Linked DNA regions of Homo sapiens: region 2 is linked to region 1. Evidence: chromatin loops called from intact Hi-C (ENCODE). Cell type or tissue: heart left ventricle. All regions are shown on one strand. Links, peaks and the distances in the headings refer to the core of each region. The heading gives the core; the rest is flanking DNA.

What was found. Hi-C counts contacts between places; a loop is a spot of excess contacts. Peaks named below come from ENCODE experiments on the same cell type or tissue, not always from the same donor. Only the 100,000 strongest peaks of a DNase experiment are listed, where the experiment ranks them.
Region 2: a loop joins it to region 1, with 9 times the contacts of the local background. A loop is called at or near these places in 82 of 110 quality-filtered maps.

Annotation. Positions count from the first base shown.
Region 1 is chr3:158,651,823-158,664,857 of GRCh38, reverse strand. GFM1 (G elongation factor mitochondrial 1) reads right to left here. Exons shown (of 18, transcript NM_024996.7): 6 at 12,612-12,762; 7 at 11,391-11,548; 8 at 10,227-10,311; 9 at 5,799-5,936; 10 at 3,883-3,984; 11 at 2,174-2,230. Among named protein-coding and RNA genes, the nearest start is that of GFM1, 14 kb to the right of the region's middle. In heart left ventricle, for the core only: a CTCF peak has its summit at 4,987 (motif pointing left); no DNase peak of the experiment used is centred there; H3K27ac peaks cover 1,358 bases.
Region 2 is chr3:158,789,392-158,797,330 of GRCh38, reverse strand. No RefSeq gene overlaps it. Among named protein-coding and RNA genes, the nearest start is that of MFSD1, 8.7 kb to the left of the region's middle. In heart left ventricle, for the core only: CTCF peaks have their summits at 5,817 (motif pointing right) and 7,528 (motif pointing right); no DNase peak of the experiment used is centred there; H3K4me3 peaks cover 443 bases.

The DNA.
Region 1 (13,035 bases), core at 3,041-8,040:
TATGATGTACCCTTTTTCTCCTTAGATGCCATGTAATCCCGCGTGGTAAGCAGATTAATGGCCCTCCAAAGATACCCTAATCCTCCCAAATCTGACAATACGCTGCCTTACATAGTAAAGGGGACTTTGCAAATGTAACTAAGGTTACAGACCTGGAGATGGGGAGATTGTTATCAATTATCTAGGTGGATACAACATAATCATGTGTGCCTTTCAAACATGGAGGAGGAAGCTAGAAGGGGGGGTCAGAGGGATTCCATGAAGGAAGAAGTGGCAGGAGATATCTGAAGCAAGAAAGGGACTTAACCAGCTGTTGACGGCACTGAAGATGGAGGCAGGGGGCCACAAGCCAAGGAAGGTGGGTAGCCTCTAGAAGCTAGGAACAGCCCTCAGGTAACAGTCTTCAAAGAAATGGGGAACCCCCATCCTACAACCACAAGGAATTGAATACTGCCAATAACCTGAGTAAGAAGGAGAGAAATTCTCCCATAGAGCCTCCAGAAAGGAAAACAACATTACCAATATCTTGATTAATTTAGCCCTTTGAGAACAGCTATCAGCCTATGATCCACAGAACTATAAAAGTATATATTTGTGTTGTTTTAAGCCACTACGTTTGTGGTAACTTCTTAAGTCAGCAATAGAAAACTAACATGCCCAGTACAACCAATATTAACAGCTATCATTTACCACATACCTGGAGCTGTGGTATGTGTTTTGCCTATGTTTTCTCAAATCCCAACCACAATGCTGCAAGGCAGAATTATCCACATTTTACAGGTGAGGAAATGAGGTACAGAGAGGTTAAGTGATTTGTTCAAGGCCACACAGCTATTGCATGGCAAAGCTGGGACTGAATCCCAGTTTAGTCTTTCTAGGTCTTTTGCCTTTTTTCTGCACAAGCCAGATACTCTCAAATTAGAAACATCATGCCTGCCCCCACTATTGAGACTCATGGAGACTTCATTATTCGATTTAAATTAACTTACTCCAGCAAGCAGCCATCTTTAAACTTTTTAATGCATACACAACCCCAAAACAACAAAAAACCTTCTGGATATTGAAGCATTGATTTCCCTCCTTATTGTAAATTATCAACAGTTAAATGCCTTAAATAAACTCTGAATTTAGGAATGAAGAAGCATAATACATAAGCATAAGTTCTAACCTTGCATACTTCCAAAGAGAAAAGCAAGCAATTTTAACAATGTACTTGGAATAAACTATGGCATCCTACTGAGGTTAAGATGTAAGGTTCACCTTTCCTCAAATTCCTGAGAAAATGGAGAAATTTAATATTTCCTGCCACCTCAATTTTCTCTTTTCTATATTGAGAAAAGGTCTGGAAAATCCCAAGGTTCCTCAAAATAGATGTAGTAGTAGCAGCTGTTAGTGATATTATCACACGTGACAATTCATCAGAGTATGTTTTGTAATAAGTTCTGTATAACAAATCATAAAAAGTTCACTCAATGTATGAATAAGTGAATTTCAATATACCACATTAACATGATTGTTATGAATGCCAAGGCAACTTAAGAACTAAAAAGTTATGGTTTGAGATCAGACTAATTCCCATGGCAAAGAATGAAAATGCAAAACCTAATCATGCAATTTTGGATTTATTAAAAGCTAAATTACATCAAACCCAATTATAAAACTATAAAGTATAAAATTATCTTAAAAAATATTTCAAAGTGGAAAAAAGTCTTATTTACAGGCTTTCCATGCAATACTCAGACATTTACCTCATAACTACCAGAAAACCTAGAGCTATTTTATAACCCATGAGTCAATTAATCAGTTCAACATTCTAAAGTACTTTATAGTGGGGTTTTACTACAACTTAGGAGAAGTGCCCGATTCCCCTTTTCCAATTGTGTATGATCTGAATCCGGGAAGTTACACTTAACACTCTGAAGCCAACAATATAGTAAAGAGTTATAAAGTACAGTCAGGTGAATATTTTAATACCATCCATTTCTTCAAATATACTGAGGAGTTATCATTAGAAACAGACTGGTAAATTTAAAAAGAAGATCTCAATACCAACAGAGGAAATAGAGACCATAAGACTGCTGGTTATTACAAGATATCAAGTGCATTGTAGAGATAGATGAAAAAGAGCTCAAGTTTTAATTGTGATATACTGAGCTTTAAATCAAACTCCTACCTTGTTAGAAGGCTTCATTGCTATTGAAATGACAGGATCAGGAACATGAATTGACTCCTAAAATATTTTTTAAAAGAAAACAGAAGAATTAAAAAACAGACCCATATGGGTCAGGGATAGATTAATTTTAATGTGCCACTTTACAACAGAACAAAGGATAAATAGTAGCCTATGTCTTTAGGCTAGACAACATATATCTTGATCTGTTTTGCATTAAATAAGTACATTAATACAACATATTAATAAATAAATAAAGCTATCTACTTATATAGGTTCCTCCTTCCCAAAATAAAATTAATGAATGTATTTATTGCCCTGTTTAACATAATCACTACAATTAATCCAAATACTGAGATGTGAAATTCTTATTGCTTGGTGGCTGTTGCAATCTTCTAAGTTATTTTATTTAATCAAAATATAATACAATTACTGATAAGGCAAACAGAGAAAGGGCACCAAATTCTTCATACCCATGACACCTCATTTAATGAATTACAACTCTGAGAAGCAGGTATTATCCCCATTTTACGAATGCAGTCACTAAAGGCTTGGAAATAAGGTAAAACAAATTGGCTAAGGGCCAGTAGGTAGTATAGGGCAAAGGTGAGACTCTAACCAAGGCCTGTTTGTTTCAATGCCTTGGTAAGCACTTCCCACAACTACCAATCACTTCATGTTGCTAATGACCAGTACTTAGAGAAGGCCTTATCAATAATACTTAGAAAACATTCCTTTTATCTAGATCTCAAACAAAAATTGTATAGATTTATGTTTTTTTTGTAGTGTCTTAAATCAACAGGTAATAATATACACATTAGAGGATACTACAGATAAAAAAACTAAACTATAAAATCATGAATTCATCATTAGATAGCAGGAAGTATTACAGTGCTATTCTGTTAGAGTTGGGTCAGTACTTATGTAAATGACCCACTGCAAATTACCTGTCACCCTATGTACTCATCATACTCTTTCTTTACTGAATTCATAAAAGAGATCACTCTCATAAACAGATGGTCATAATGTAAGAGAGTTTGCTCTCCTACAGAGGCAAAAAAGGTGAGTGAGTGAAGGGAATTCAAAGGCAGGAGCTACCTGTGCATGCTCTTCCCTCAGAATCCCTCAATGATAAAAAGGGACTTCTGAGTTCCAAAGGGCAGGCTATTTATATAAGTCAGACTCTGTAGTTGCATATTGCCTATTGCCTTCTGAGCCTGGTTATGTTCTGTTATCCCAAGTCTAGTCTAAATGTTACAGTCTGGTCTCAAAAGGGATTGAGGGAACAGTATACTTTCTGGCTACTGAGTTAATAAGGAAGTAGCACTCCACTGAAACTAGCTTGATGTTAGTGGTAACAATTAGAAATGCACCCCAAGTGTGGAAGCAGGTCTCAGGGTGGAGGAATCAGAGCCACACTGTCCAGGTACCATCTGGTGGAGATATTTCCTCCTTGCTAAACTTGGGAGGATTGTGGATCCTCCAAGTTTTCCTTTTTACTATGAAAAACCAGGTAAGTTAGCTTACAGAGCACTTGTCTAATTGACATTCAAAGAGCTATAACCAACATTCAAAGAGCCACAACTAACTTGATGACTGTGGTACTCAACGAAAACTTCTGTGGTTGTTTTTCTGAAGTATTAAATGCACTACATAAAAACACAGACTTTTAAAATTCTAGTGATAAGTAGCTTTGAAATTAAATGGCTTACCATAGAAAGGCCGCTGTTGGCTTTGTCTGTGAATGTGTCTCCACTAGCACAGTCAATGCCAAACAATGCACAGATGTCTCCGGCATATACTTCCTCAACATCCTAAAAAAACAAATAACACAAAATTATATTTGCAAGTAATACAAATAAAGATGTGGTAACTAAAAAGTAAACTGTACAGTACACACATTGTATATAAAAAAGCGTGGCAGAATCTCTCTGCTTGAATTCTATAGTGAATTAGCTAGAACCAATACAATAATCAACCATGCTAAGACGTATTTTTAAAAGGCCTTCATTTAAACCATATATCAATAGACAAGATTTTACTTTAAACAGAAAACTCATTACTTGAAGGAGCTGCAGTACTAACAACACAGTGCCTCAAGGTTCTAAAGTTATTTCTATGGAATTAAAAGGCATGTACTGGCGGGGCATGGTGTCTCATGCCTGTAATCACAGCACTTTGGGAGGCCGAGGCGAGTGGATCACCTGAGGTCAGGAGTTCAAGACCAGCCTGTCCAACATGGTGAAACCCTGTCTCTACTGAAAATACAAAAAATTAGCCAGGGATGGTGGTGGGTGCCTGTAATCCCAGCTACAAGGGAGGCTGAGGCAGCAGAGTCGCTTGAACCCAGGAGGCGGAGGTTGCAGTGAGCCGAGATCGCGCCACTGCACTCCAGCCTGGGAGACAAGAGCAAAACTCCATCTCAAAAAAAAAAAAAAAGGCATGTACTATATATGTTGCCGCAGTTAGACAATGAGATTGTGTATGACAGAGATCTACTCTGTCATACATACTCTTCCTTTACAGGAAACCTGTAAAGGAAGTTTTGAAAACAAAGGTAGGAGAATGGAGCCCACTGTACTAAAAATAATTTTAATTTCTCACAGATGCAAGCAGTCAAGAAAACACAGGAAATCTAAGAACAAAGCATTGGTGCCTCCAAGCTTCCTAGTTTTTGTCGTTTTACATTGACAGTTCATTCACAACAGCTGTGGCTGTGAGTAAGCATGTCTTTCTTTAATGGTGACACAGCTGTACAAATCTTCCAGCTTCTGGTCCATGAAACAGCTATGACAATCACTTAGCCTGCCCCCTGCTGCCTATCTCACAAAACAGCAACGCTGTCGGGTTTTCAGACTGACAATTCCTCTTCTAGAAGAAACAAAAGTTATGGCTACCAAAAAATTCGTTAAGATTTTGCTTCAACTGATAAATTTCTCCAGGAATATATAGATGGATTGGGAGAGGGTGGGGGTAGGGGACAAATTCAGGCACTCAGTATTCCTTCCAAGGCCTAACCATAAGGACTACAGAAGGCTACAGCAGATTCCAAGCCAGCTCAAGAATTCAAGGCGTAAGTCAAAGTTTATCTCCCAGATCAGCCCTTGAAGCTTTTAAATCTTCAGGTGGATTCTGGCCCCAATATGGTCCTGCAGTGGGTTCTACAACAGGAATAGAAGCTCTAGGGTTAAACAGGGCTTTTGTGCCTGCCGTATTTCAGAAGGTAAATAAAACAATGTGGAAAACTGTGTAAATTTATTATTCTCTTATCTTTAAGAATCACAGTTCCACAGTCTTAAATGCCTATTACATTTTTTGTAATAATAGTTCTTGAGGAAAGTGCTGAATCTTGTATTCTGAGTGTTGGGGAACTGTCTCTTTCCTTAACCTTGGCCCTTGAGAAAATATAGCTAATTCACAACTAGCGGTATTAAAAAAAATGAGTTAACAACTGCTAATTTATCCTATAGCAAAGTGCTAGATCAGAGCTACAACACATTTAAGTAGAAAGAAACTAGAAACATATATTTAACCAGAATTAATTTTCTAGTGGGGCTCAGGATACCAAGAAGGGTCTATTTCACCCACATCAGAGGAATTTCTAATCTCACAATGACTCTGTACTTGCCTCCATCATGTCGGCATGCATGCGAGCCAGCCGTTGCAACCGTACTTTCTTTCTTGTCCTTGTGTTATAGATGGTGTCACCCTTCTTTAGCTCTCCCTGATAACTGCGAACATAAGTTAATTGTCCAAATCGACCTACCTAGAAGTCAAGATTGGGTAAGGGCAGGAAGAATAAAAAGAAACATAATAATCAAAGTATTGAGGAAAGCTTCATAACTCCCTCCAAGTATTCTCTACCAATTTTAGTAATCTATCTTACATATTTCAGTTTATTGTCATAAACTAATACTAGCTTTGAACACAGATAAGATAAATGGCTGTTATTCATCAATCCTTTTGGTATCACAATCTAAGACATTTCTGTTTCCTTTGAAATAAGCTATTACATTAGAACAAAATTTTTAAGTTGTTTACATAATAAGGAAGTATCTTTTGCCTTCTAACATTTCATAAGTTTAATACAATAAGATATAAAACAAAAAAAAGGTATACTTGGAAAAACAACAAAGATACTATTAGAAACAGTAGGTGTGTGCTATACATCTAAAACACAATCTCTGACAATCACGTGGAAAATTATGTGAGTAAGAGTTCTGTGGCTGGGCTGGTCGCTCAGGCCTGTAATCCCAGCACTCTGGGAGGCAGAGGCGAGCGGATCACCTGAGGTCAGGAGTTCAAGACCAGCCTGGCCAACATGGCAAAACCCCACCTCTACTAAAAATACAAAAATCAGCCAGACGTGGTGGCACACCTATAATCCCAGCTACTCGGGAAGCTGAGGCAGGAAAATTGCTTAAACCCAGGAGGCGGAGGTTGCAGTGAGCCGAGATCGCACCACTGCACTCCAACCTGGGCAACAGAATAGGTGAGACTCTGTCTCAAAAAAAAAAAAAAAAAAAAAAAGAGTTCTGTGAAGTGATTGAATATACTAGCAGTGACCAATTAACATATATTTAACAGTTCCCAGTTCTTACCATGTTAATTATAGGCTTAACAAAATAGCAATCGAAATCCCAACAGGAAATTTTAAACATGATTAGTGATTTTAAAATTCATTCAGAGGAATAAATAGGTAAAAACAGAAATTTTTCAAAAACTATGGTAATAAGATAAAACTAACCCTGACAGATATAAAAACATATTAAAATGCTTGAAACTCAGAAAATTCAGAACCAGCACAAATTAGACTAAACACCCCACAGAGTACAGTATAAAAATCTAAAGTATAAAATATATTTGTCAATAGATGATAAAGAAACATGACAAATCAATGGAAAAGGAAGAAAGGATTGTGCATAAAGTACTAACTGGACAACTGATACTCTATTTGGAGGCAGAGGAGATACATTTAGATCCTACCCACTAAAACAAATTCCAGTTGAATTAATGATGGGGAAAGAAAAAAAACATAAAGAAGTAGAAGGAACGAAAGTAAATATTAACAAAATATATACAAATAAAAGGTTGCTAAGGTTAAAAATTAATGAATGACTAAACAGAAAGACTGACATATTCGACTATACAAACTTTAAAGCACTGATTGCTTTTAAAAATCAAAATTTATTTCATCAAGATAAAAGATTACAATAGAATTCTTCATTTGTTAAATCAGTAATGATTTTTAAACAATACTCAATGATGATATTCATTGAAATAATCCAATACATTAATTTGGAGAGTATGAACGCAATCTGGCAATATAAACCATTAACTATGAAAACATTCTATGCCTTTAACTCAATAATCACTATTCTGGGAATCCTAAGAAAATATTCTTATATATGTATTTTTAAAAGCTTTATGTGTAAATACTTTTACTGTAATGTTATTTCCACTTTTTAATTAAAAAAATTTTCCCCTCATTTTGGAGGTAATAAATATACTGTAAAATATTTTTAAAGTAAGAAAAAGCCCCCAAAATATAATCCCATCCCAGAAATAACCACTCTTAACACTTCCAACTTATCTACCATTTTTCCCCACTTAAAATATTATGTACAGAAGCAACAGCATTTCAACAAAAAGCCCATCCAGTCCCCAAATCTTGGTTTCTAATACCATTTTACTTAAAAAGGAACCAGTGCTCCTTGGAGAACGGCTGATTCTAGGGTTAGGGCATGGAATATACAAGATAAGCCTGAGGCGTCTTGTAGTGCCAGCAAGTAAGGAAGTATTCAAAAAGGCAAAACATTGGAAGATGTTAAAGGAACACAGGAGCCAACTGAGAGTTCCCAATCGCCAAACCCAGCCAATCTGAACAACAAATGACATACTCAAAGTCATAGTTATAACTCAAAGTTCAAAATACATATACGTGAGTCCACGCTGATATTAAATAAGTGATTGTCCAAATAGATAAATAAGCAGGGAAGAAAGACAAATCTCCCTTTCAGAAGAATTCCAAATAACTTATGTAGATAGTGCCCCCTTCAAGGGGGTGGAACATAATTCCCCCCTCAAGTGTTGGCTGAGCCAAGTGACTTCCTTCTAAAAAGTACACTATGAAAAGGGGAATAAAAAGAGTACAGTAACTTTACAGCAGAGAAACCTGTCAAACACTATCTCAGCCAGGTGTGGTGATTGAGGTTAGCATTAACAATGATAAATCAGCCGGGTGCGGTGGCTCATGCCTGTAATCCCAGCACTTTGGGAGGCCAAGACACTCGGATCACCTGAGGTCAGGAGTTCGAGACCGGCCTGACCAACAGGGAGAAACTATGTCTCTACTAAAAATACAAAATTAGCTGGGCGTGGTGGCGCATGCCTGTAATCCCAGCTACTTGGGAGGCTGAGGCAGGAGACTCGCTTGAACCTGGGAGGTGGAGGCTGCAGCGAGCCGAGATTGTGCCATTGCACTCCAGCCTGGGCAACAAGAGCGAAATCTCATCTCAAAAAAATAAAAATAAAAACAAAAAAAAACAAAAACAATGATAAATCATGCTGCAAGTCTGTACCTTGGATATGATGTGACAAGAATAACACTTCACCTCGATGGCAGTCCTCCTAAAAACACATGACTCCAATCTAATCATGTGAAAAGCATCAAATAATAAACCCAAATTGAGGGACACTCTACAAAAGAGCTGACCAATACTTCTCAAAAATATCAATCTCGTGAGAAACAAGGAAAGTCTAAGAAACTATTACAGCCTAGGAGATCATAAGGAGACATGACAATCAAATATAACGTGGTCCTCTGGATGGGCCTTCTGTGGTCCTTCTGTCTAGTGAGACGGAAAAAGGACCTAGACAAAAACTAAAGAAATTCAAATGAAGTAAGGATTTTAGTTAATAATAATATATCAGTATTGGCCCATTAGTTGTGACAGTGTGTATTAACAATAGAGGAAACTGGGTGCAGGATATACAGGAATTCTCTGGACTATCTTCATAACTTTTCTTTAAAATATTCTAAAATAAGTAAGTTTGTTTCTTTTTAAATCATAAACATCTTTTCATGTCAAAAATAGGCATTTCAACATAATTTTTAAAGTCTGAATAATGTTGTACTATAAGAATGTACCTCAGTTTATTTATCAAATTGTAATTACTGGGCATTTTCTTTTTTTTTTTTTCCGAGATGAAGTCTTGCTCTGTCGCCCAGGCTGGAGTGCAGTGGTGCGATCTCGGCTCACTGCAACCTCCACCTCCCAGGTTCAAGCAATTCTCCTGCCTCAGCGTCCTGAGTAGCTGGGATTACAGGTGTCCGCCACCATACTCAGCTAATTTTTGTACTTTTAGTATAGACAGGGTTTCACCATGTTGGCTAGGCTGGTCTCGAACTCCTGACCTTGTGATCCGCCCGCCTTGGCCTCCCACTCCTGACCTTCTGATCTGCCCGCCTCAGCCTCCCAAAGTGCTGGGATTACAGGTGTGAACCACTGCGACTGGCTGGGCATTTTCAATTGTTTGCGAGATTTTGGTTTTATAAGGTGAGCTGAAGCTAACATTAATTCGCTACCCTTCATTAGTTCCTTAGGACATATTTCTAGAAATGGACCCAATGTTATTTATAACAGTAGAAACCTGGAAACAATATAAACATCTAACAATTAGGAAATTTTAAGCAAATTTTGGTGTATCTACTTGATGCACTGTTATGCTACTATTTAAAATGCTTAAACTATTTATAGAAACATGGACCATTATCTACTGTGACATTAAATAAAAAGAGCAGGACAAAACTATACAGGTAGTATGATTTAGGTAAAAATTTACACTCTTCAGGCAAAGAGAAGAGACTAGAAAGAAATGCACCTAATAACAAAAGAACTATCATGTCAGAGCTTTGGAAATTCTCTACCTGCTCTTTCTACTTTCCTATTTTCCAAATCTTTCATAAAAGTCAGAGTCATTCTGTAATAGGAATAAAGCCTAGAAGTAAAAACATTCTACAGATAGCAGTTAAATACATTAGAAAGCAACTTACCTCCAGTTTAAAAGCCAGGCCTACAAATGGGTGGGAATTGTCTCTACTGGAGTTCATTAGGATTTTGGTTTTCTCTTTTGAGTCACTTAAAATAAAAGAAATATAAATCTATGAGATGTAATATATGATATTTCTTTTATATCAATTTATTTCATCAGGAAGTATTATCTGAGAAAAAGCACGTGTGTGGGATATTACTGCTGTCACACATAAGTAAAATTTCACTGAAAGAGATCAATAGAAATAAGTTCTCAGCTGGGCATAGTGGCTCATGCCTATAATGCCCACACTTTGGGAAACAGAAGTGAGAGGATCACTTGAGCTCAGGAGTTCGAGGCTGTGGTGAGCTATTACTGCACCACTGCACTCCAGCCTAGAAACCGAGCAAGACTTTGTCTCAACAAAAAAAAAAAAAAAAAAAAAAAAGGTCTTTAGAGCTTAGCTTAGTTACTACATAGTGATAGGACAAAAGTACACTAAAAAACACAGAAATGGTCTCATAGGGAAAGAAAAGAAAACATAACCAATGAGTTTCTTTTGCAGTTTGTTTCTTTTTTTTTTGGAATCTTATTCTGTCACCCAGGCAGGCTGGAGTGCAGTGGTGCAATCTCAGCTCACTGCAGCCTCTGCCCCGCCAGGTTCCAGTGATTCTCCTGCCTCAGCCTCCTGGGTAGCTGGGATTATAGGTGCACACCACCACACCCGGCTAATTTCCGTATTTTTAGTAGAGACGGGGTTTCTCCATGTTGGTCAGGCTGGTCTCAAACTCCCAACCTCAGGTGATCCGCCCGCCTTGGCCTCCCAAAGTGCTGGAATTACAAGCGTGAGCCACTGCGCCTGGCAGAAGTTTGTTTCTTAAAACTTTTTTTTTTTTAACAGTATGTCTGAAAACAGCTAGTCCCAAATGAGAAAATTTTCTAATGATGTAAACCTTGAGAGAGAGTAAAACAAATCATACTTCCAACTCAAAACAGAATATGATATAGGAACTAGTATAATAAATATTTTTCTATACGTCAAAATTGTTACCCAAATAAAAACCATGATTGTAAATTATGAAAAAAAATCACAGACATAATTAAAAGAACTATCCTTAAATTCCTTCACAGTGCATAAATACGAAAGTATTTCTGCATAAACTAAGATTCAATTTTCAAGACTTACTCCTCTTTATTGAGAATAGCATAGTTCTGGACTTCAGATGGATTTGGGAGGTATTCTAAAACAGCATCTAAAAGAGGCTGAACTCCTTTGTTCTTCAAGGCGCTTCCCAAAAATACAGGAGTAAATGATCTTTTCAGAGTAGCTCTTCGAATTGCTAGCTACAAAAGAAAACAATTTAATGGTAGTTAATGTTAAAATTACATGTTGTGCTTCAAGTCAACTACAAACAAATGAATAAAATGAACTGATACTCTACTCTTTGGAGTGCTGACTCTAATAGAGACTAAAATCAGGTCTCCAATGAACTTAAGGTCAAAATACAAAGAAAAAAATCACTTTCTTCTTCAGGGCTGGGAAGTGATTTACTATACAACTGCTTTCGACACTCTTGGAATCACTAATTCTCACTAATTTTCAATTTGCTAAAAAAAAATACATATACACATAGAAAATAGACACACTAATAGAACACTGCAAACAGTACGCTACAATTGTACAAAATAGAGGAAAAAGTAATATATACGCAAAACCAAAAGCCTATGGAATGGTACACCAGAAGCTATTAACTGGTAACCTGTTTCAGGGACAGGGAAGAGAACTGGGCAGATGGAAGAAAAAAATAAAAGGGTGTTTACTGTTTACCTTTGTATACCTTTTAAATATTTAAACCATATGAACGTATGCTCTATTACGAAACATTTAACTTATCTTTTTCTTTTTGTAAAGAACATACACACAGGAAGCCAAACAGTACAAATCTCTCATAAATTACAGGTCATGACAGTAGCAGCTCCAGGTCCTGCCCCAGCCCTTAGTGCAAACACCATCAATGTGTCCTGCTGGCTGAGCAGGCCTTAGAGAATACGTAGTGGAGCTTTAGCTCTAGCAGCTGGAAGAGGCCAACAATAGTGCTGTGGCCACAACCAACAAATGAATAAAATGAACTGACACTCTTTGGAGTGCTGGCTCTAATAGAGACTAAAATCAGGTCCCCAATAATTTAAGGGTCCTCAATAACTTTTCTCATTTGAAGTTATTACATAACTCACTTAAAAAAAAGTATACCATGTCAAGTATTTTTTGAGGAAGCCAATTATGTTAAATAAATGTATTGAGATTTCATTAATAAAGCCCATACATAAAAGCATCATGTCCCCTCCCTACAAAAAACAAACGACTTCTTTTTGTTGTTAACATAAGACTTATTTTGAAAGCACTTGCCTTTAAATCAGAAATCGAGGGGATTTTTTCTTCCAGAAACATCTCACCAAGCTGTTCATCTGAATTGGCAACACATTCAATTAGCTCCTGCCGGTGGTCAGTGGCCGCCGCCCTTAATTCAGCTGGAATCTCACCATATCGAACAATCTGACTAAGAAAGCAAATATTTTGGTGCTTTAAGGATATTCAACTTAATATATGAAGGACTAATGAAAAATATATGATTAATGGTTAAAATATTTTTTTAGGTAACAAAGAGCTCTGATACATTTGCATTCAAATGGCAAATAAGACTAATGTATACCTTTAAAATGTACACAGAATAGTAGATAAATATACTGAAATAGGCAAGTTTAAGGTCAAGGTTGTACTACCAGTAACCGGAAGAGCTAAAACAGTCCACTATAATGAGAAAAAAAAAATC
Region 2 (7,939 bases), core at 2,940-7,939, 130 kb before region 1:
GCCTAGTATGAGGTATGGATCAAACTTTTTATCTTTTTCTAAATGGCTAACCAATTGTTAAGTCCATCTTTGTCCAAGTGATTTGAGATGCCACCTTTATTGCATACTAAATTCCCATATGTATTTGGGTTTACTTCTGGACTTTCTTTTCGGTTGTACTGCTCTTTCTTGTCATGCACAAGGACCACTGTTTTTATTTTAGAGGCCTTAGAATATGTTTTAGTGACTGGTAGATGTAGTCCCCTTTCATAGCTTTTATTTTTGTTTTCCTGGATATTCTTCCATATTTTTCCACCTGAAATTAGTATCAGCTTGCCTAGCTCCATAAGAAAACTGGTATTTTTTTAATGAACTTTGAAAATTAACTTAAGGAGACTTTAGTTTTTAATGTTAAGTCATCACATACAAAAAAAAAAAGTGGTGTTCCAGTTTTTCAAACTATTTCATGTCTTTTGAGAGTGTTTTAAAGTTTTCTTCATATATATTTTACAAATTTCTTGTTAAATTTATTATTCTTTGTTGCTTTTGTAAATGTAGTTTTCTCTACCTTTATGTCATGTTACTGATTATGTATGTGAAGGCTGTTGATTTATGTATGTTAAGTTTATGTCCTGCCAACTTATTGAATTCTTCTCTAGTTTGACTTAGTTTTGCTGTTAATTTTCTGTGATATTCCAGGTGTACTGTCATACCATCTGCAAAGACAAAGAGTTTTACTCACTCTTTTCTAGTTCTCCTGCCTTCAATTGATTTCTCTTTACTAACTGCAGTAGTGAGTATCTCCAGTTCAATGTTAAATGGCAGTGAAGATAGTGTACATTCTTCCCTTAGACCTGGGATAAATATTAAACAAACAGAAGAGAAAGGAATGCTCTTCCTTGTAATAGAAAGCCAATCAATACATGTAGAAGGAATGATGGAAATATAAAACCACTGTTTGCTAGGCATCATCATAATATCTGATCCAGGCAAGAATCAGTAGTTACTAAAATTAGTGGATAAAAGTTTGAAGTGTAAAGGATATATGCATAATCTCAAAGTAGCTCCTCACCAGAGATTTATTAATGACAAAGGAAAAAATAGTGCAGAAGCCTGGCCCACATACGTGAACCAAGTGATCATAGTTAATACTACCAGTATTGGAACAAAGTGACATTATGTGCCCCCAGATATGCACTGAAACTGAAAACACAAAACTCTGTGATTTACCTAACAAAAGCTCATCATACCTAAATCTCAGCATAAGGAAACATCAAACAAACCCAAATTGAAGGATATTATACAAAATAACTGGCCTGATTTCTCAGTGTCATAAAAGACTAAGGAACTGCCCTGATTAAAGAAGACTCCAGAGACATAACAGCTGAATGCAACACATGATCCAGGATTTCTTTGGCTATAGGGAACATTATTGGGACAGTTGACAAAATCTAAGTTCTGTAAGTAATTTGTATTCTGTCAGCATTTATTTTCTGATTTTGACTACTGGACTGTGGTTATAAAAGAAGGTACCTGTGGCCGGGCGTGGTGGCTCACTCCTGTAATCCCAGCACTTTGGGAGGCCAAGGAGGGCGGATGGATCACCTGAGGTCAGTTCAAGACCAGCCTGACCAACATGGAGAAACCCCATCTCTACCAAAAATACAAAATTAGCCGGGTGTGGAGGCGCATAGCTGTAATCCCAGCTACTCGGGAGGCTGAGGCAGGAGAATCGCTTCAAACCAGGAGGCGGAGGTTGCCGTGAGCTGAGATCAAGCCATTGCACCCCAGCCTGGGCAACAAGAGCAAAATTCAGAAAAGACGAAGACGAAGACGACGAAGACGAAGACGAAGAAGAAGAAGAGGAGGAGGAGGAGGAGGAACTTGTTTTTAGAAAACACATACTGAGATATTTAGAAGTCAAAGGACATGTACATATATTAGATATATATGTATATGGAGAGAGAATAAAACAAACATGGTAAAATGTTGCCATTTCAGGTGTCTGGGTAGAGGTATGTGGGAACTCTTTTTACTAGCCTTACAACTTTTCTGTAAATCTGAAACTATATACACCACACTTTGACCTCCTAAGAGTCTTGTGCATCTTTGTATCTCAAACATCTAGAACAGGGCCAGCTTGAAAACTGCTTAATAAGTGAATCCCTTAAATCAGGAGCACGTTACACCACCTAGTGGTGTAACAAAGGAAGCTTACTGCTGTGGAAAAACCTGTTCCTGTCCACAATGAACTTGCTCATTCTAACTGTGTTGACCTATTATTAGCCAAACAAATTGCACTTATTTTATAATTATCAAGTGATGGGAAAGTGAAAGCAATTTGGGGTGTAAGTATAGGCTTTATCATCTTGGACACAAGGTCACTAGACTGACCAGCCTGGTTTCACAGGTGTGGGGGTGGTTGCAGCCTCTGGAGCAAAGTTAGCCACACAGACAGAAAAGAGAATAGGGTAACTCCTAAAAATCCAAGTTCTGGATTCAGTCTTCATGTGCATTTACTTCCTACAACTCCTGAGTGCTGTGTGAGCCAAAACATTCTCTTTATCTTCATCCTTCATATTGGAAGCCAAGATGTAAACCCCTTCAATGCCTTCTTTTGTCTCCCCGGTCTACCCCCACCCCCACCTCTCCCCACCAGCAGTGCAGGTTTCTAGTATGGGACAAGAGAGGAGTGTCTGGTTCTGCTTGGGAGCCCAGAAGCAGTGAAAAATGAGCTTGATCTTGAAGAATGAAGAAGACTGGGAGTGGGGGTTGGAGGGGCAGAGTAAGGGCATTTCAGGCAAAAACAACATCATATACAAAGGCCTTAGAAAGAGATTCTGACTCTCTCAACTTCTATATTAGCTTCATCCAACTCTACATAGAAGATGTGCAAAGACAGCCTTTGAAGTCTGGTGAAAATAACTGCGTTGATTTGGATCATGGGATTAGACGTTGGTTTACTTCCATATAGTGACTCATGAAAAATAGTTTATGCTGACTTATGTAATCACAGGAATGAAAAGTTTTTGTATTATTATGTAAATGAAGTACCAATTTTAAAAGAAAAATATGTACTCTAGGAGTCTAAGGCTGTCCTTATATTTTAGAGCCTAACTGGCAAAACTAGTGGCCAAGATAGCAGGAAAGTGTCCACTGAGAGGTCTAGGGAGTTCATGTTCTCACTCCTAAGTGACTGCTAAAAAATGTGAACACATGGCCATAGAGAGTGGAATGATAGATGGTAGAGACTCAGAAGGGTGAAGGGTTGGGAGGGTGAATGTGAGAAATTCTGTACTGAGAAATTACTTAATGGGTACAATGTACATTATTTGGGTGATGAATACCCTTAAAAGCCCTGACTTGACCACTGCATGATCTATGCATGTAACAGAATTGCACCTGTACCCTATAAATGTTTACAAATTTAAATAAATGAATAATAGATCTGAAAGAATGTTTATGTGCTTAATAAATACTGCTTTTTATTGTACACTAGCCCCCGCCTTATCCTGGGGGAACACTTTCCAAGACTCCCCAGGTAGATGCCTGAAACCATGGAGTGTACCGAACTCCTATGTAAACTATGTTTTTTTTCCTATACATACATACCTATAATAAAGTTTAATTTATATATTAAACATAGTAAGAGATTAACAATAATAACTAATAATAACATAGAACAACTGTAATGATACACTGTAAAAAGAGTTATGTGAATGTGGCCTCTCTCCCAAATATTGTATTGTACATATTTTCTTATGTTGATGCAAGATGATACACTGCCTACATGATGAGATGAAGTGAGGTGAATGATGTAGTCATTGTGACAGCAATAAGCTACCATTGACCTTCTGTACTCCTGAATCCGTTTAACCATCCCTTACTTGCAGTAAATGGCTTGATGTCACTAGTTTTAGGGGATCCCTTGCTGAAGTCTTCATGTAGCTGAATGCTTTTTGGCCTAACATTGCCATCAATCAGAACACATTTTCTCTTCATGTCTTCCACCAATAAATGTAATACCTTTTCCATTTAACTAAGCACTTGGCACACAATGGATGGCCATAATTTTTGCAGTTTGAGATGCAACAGCAAAACTAGCATGAATTTCTTTTTTCTTCTTCACAATTTCACAAAGAGAAGATTCATTCTTATCATAGATCTTAGCAACCCCAGCATACGATTTTTTTTCTTTCCTTATTAAGTCGAAGACTTTCACCTTTTCACTTAAAGGAAACACTTTATGGCTTCTTTTTCACATATCCGAATTGCCATCATCTCTACTCTTGCACTTTGGAGGCATTTTTATTAAAATAAGGATTACTTGAACACAAGCACTACGATGCTGCAACAGTTGATCTGATAACTGAGACAGCTACCAAGTGACTCACTGGCGGGGAGTGTGGAAACAGTGGATGCACTGGGCAAAGGGATGATTTCATACTGGGAAATCATGATGATACGCGGTATGGCATGTAATTTAAAACGTATGAATTATTTGCTTCTGGAATTTTCCATTTCATTCTTCTGAACTGAGGTTGACTGCAGATAACCAAAACCATGGATAAGGTAGGACTACTTTTGTACATCAAAACGCGTAGGAATCATTTACATTTATTTTTATTCAGTTCCAAGGAAATAATTTGCTGTTTTCCTCATTTGTTTATAGCAAACTTGAGTTCTGAAGGAGCAGAATAAATAATTCCCTGGAATTTCAATACAAATTAACGACTGAACAAAGATTAGACAGTAAAAAAAGTTCCTTTTATACAGACCTCCAGACAGGCACATTCTTATCATCTGTTTTGAAAACTAATTAAATAGAGATAAATGATCTACCCCCAAAGATACTAAACTGGTATGTTAGGATCAAGAGGAGAGGGACTCGCGGGTTGGGAACAAAGACAGGTACCACGCCTTGGATGAAATGTGATCCTAAAATGCCCCAAATTTCGAATGCCAATGAATACATTTATGTCCTACAGTATTCAATTTTTGATAAATGTATGCCTCTATGTTTTGTTTGTTCATGCATTCTTCTCTTAATCTGTTTCTATTTTCTTTCTCTTTGTGTATGTATCCAACTATGTATTCATCCATACGTCTACCTATCTATACATTTATTTGTCTTCAATTGTAAAAACATACTCGCTGTATTTTTCCTTCCTCACAAGAAGTGAAGGGAGTCAGGAAAGAACAGGTGATAGTATATTCTTCTAATTGAAAAAAATGTTAAAGGATCCCTCTAGCTTGGTACAAGAAAAAATATATAGAAATTAAGCAGTAAAAAATAATGTGCAGCTGGGCTCTGTGCCTCACACCTGCAATCCCAGCACTTTGGGAGGCTGAGGCAGGTGGATCACCTGAAGTCAAGAGTTTGAGACTAGCCTGGCCAACATGGTGAAACTCCATTTCTACTAAAAAAATACAAAATTAGCCAGGTGTGGTGGTGCATGCCTGTAATCCCAGCTACTTGGGTTGCTGAGGCAGGAGAATCTCTTGAACCCAGGAGGCAGAGGCTGCAGTGAGCTGAGATTGCACCATTGCACTCCAGCCCGGGCAACAAGAGTGAAAATCCATCTCAAATAAATAAATAAATAAATAATAAAAAATAATGTGCACATACTTGTGAATTACATATTGAGAAGGAGAAAGACAAAAGATGAGAACATATTTTATGAAAAAATTAACTAACCTGTTGAAGGAATTGCTATGTGAAGTATATATGAGCACTTCCCTTGCAGGTTATGAATTTACTGTCTCGGGTCCGAGTTCATTCTTTTCAGACTGTTTAAAATATTTTTCCTTTGCCAGCTGGCATGATGTTCAGCTTTGTCAGTAGATGGCGTCAGAGAGACATCTCAGGAAAAAACGGTTTTTCCTCCAGTTACGCAGCACACGTGGCTTCTTCTGTGCCAGTCTACTGTTTTTTGCTTTCTGTTTTTTTAATGGAAATTTTTACGAGCCCCTACATCTTAATAGAATAAATAAATGCAACAAAGATAACTTTGAAATTCAAAGTGAGAAGAGGAAAGAGAACAAGATAAGAAAAATAAAAAATAAAAATAAGCCCACTGGGATAAAAGCAATGGTAAGGGAAACGTGAGCATTACTCTACAGAAGCAGGACAAATTTTACAATTTGGAAAGTAGTAGGGTTTTCCCACACGATACCAACTCAGCCTTTCAGGCCAATGAGGGACTACTGAAAATAAGGCAGAAATGTAAATCAACACACACCCATGTGAACAGATCAGTGTGAAATCTTGGAGTGAATGAAATTACCAGACTCAAGCATGACTTGTCTGTGAATATTGCAAGATGGCAGAGTCCGTGTCTGGTTCAATTCATATACCTTAAACCCAAACACATGTATTTATTATCTGCTTTGGGTCTCTTATCTATCCATCTATGTATATACACATCAGATAAGTGACCTGACCCCCGAGTCCCCAAATAGACTACATTAATATGTAGGAACGGCTGGCATGTGGAAGCCAAAGATAGATGTTGTACCTGGCTCAAAATACCTTCCCCACCCACCTCTACCATTCCTGATTCACCTGAAATTTCTAGTACTAAAAACTTAAATGATGACTGGATTAGGTCAAAAAACAGCACTGATATGGATGTCAGCTGTTAAAAGTTATCTCTCTGTCTGCCCAACAATATGTCCTGAGAATTTCACCATATCAGTTCATACAGGTTTTCCTTGTTCTCTTTCTTACACCTGCATGGTACTGCATTGTGTGTATGTATTAATACTATAGTTTCTTCAACCACCCTTCTATATTTGTGTATTTAGTAGGTTACCAATATTTTGTGATTGCCAATTCATGTTGCAATAAGCAATCTTGTAAATATATATTTTTATGTTGGTGGAAGTGTGTCTTCAGGCTAAAGTGGAATTGCTGAACCAAAGGATAAATGCATATATGGTTTTGTTAGGTATTGCCAAATTTCCTTTTAAAGGGTTGTAGCATTTCACATTATGAAAATACCTATTTTTGGCGAGGCACAGTGGCGCATGCCTGTAGTTCCAGCACTTTGGGAGGCCAAGGCTGAAGGATCACTTGAGCCCAGGAGTTGGAGACCAGCCTGAGCAACATAGTGAGACCCCCTTCTCTACATAAAATTTTAAAATTAGCCAGGCATAGTGGTACAAGCCTGTAGTCCCAACTACTTGGGAGGCTGAAGCAGGAGGATCACTTGAGCCTGGGAGGTTGGAGCTACAGTGAACCATGATCACACCACTTCACTCTAGCCTGGATGACAAAGTGACACCCTGCCAAAAAAAAAAAAAAAAAAAAACTATTTTCCCCAGTCTGACCAAGAAATTGTATTGTTAAGCTTTTGAATTTTTTTGCCATTTAAACTGAGACATGTGGCATAGATTTCCAGAAATAGCATGAAGATCTGTCTACAGTAGTGGATATAAATTTTTAAAGGTAGAAATCATTTGCTTTTTGGACATTTATGTACAACTATTAAGAGTATCTGTCTTCAAATGTTCTCTTATTTGACACTTATCAGAGGTAACATCTCTCTCACACAGCCAACAAAGCTGTCTGGCCAGTGGATGTCACTCAAGTGCTACTTTAAGAGATAAATTCTAGTACATCTCTGTTCCTATATTTTAGGACAATAACTCTCTTTTAAAATCCACTCCATGTGCTCATTAGATAAATGAGGCAGGAGATTCCTGGGGTTGAGTCCTTTTTTATTTTTTCGCTAAAAATGACTTTGTAAAGCTAAAAGTCATTTTTCGAAAGCCCATCAATAATATGCTTAACAGGAGGGAGCTTTTTGAAGGGGTAAAGAAAACCAATTCAGCATGTTCTGATTTAAACAAAGTGTATGGTGGTTTTGATCTGATAACTAAAATTATCTAAGTTAGGAACAAAATTCATGGCAATAAGAACTAGCCATAACCATGTGGCTCTTTGATATATGTAAAT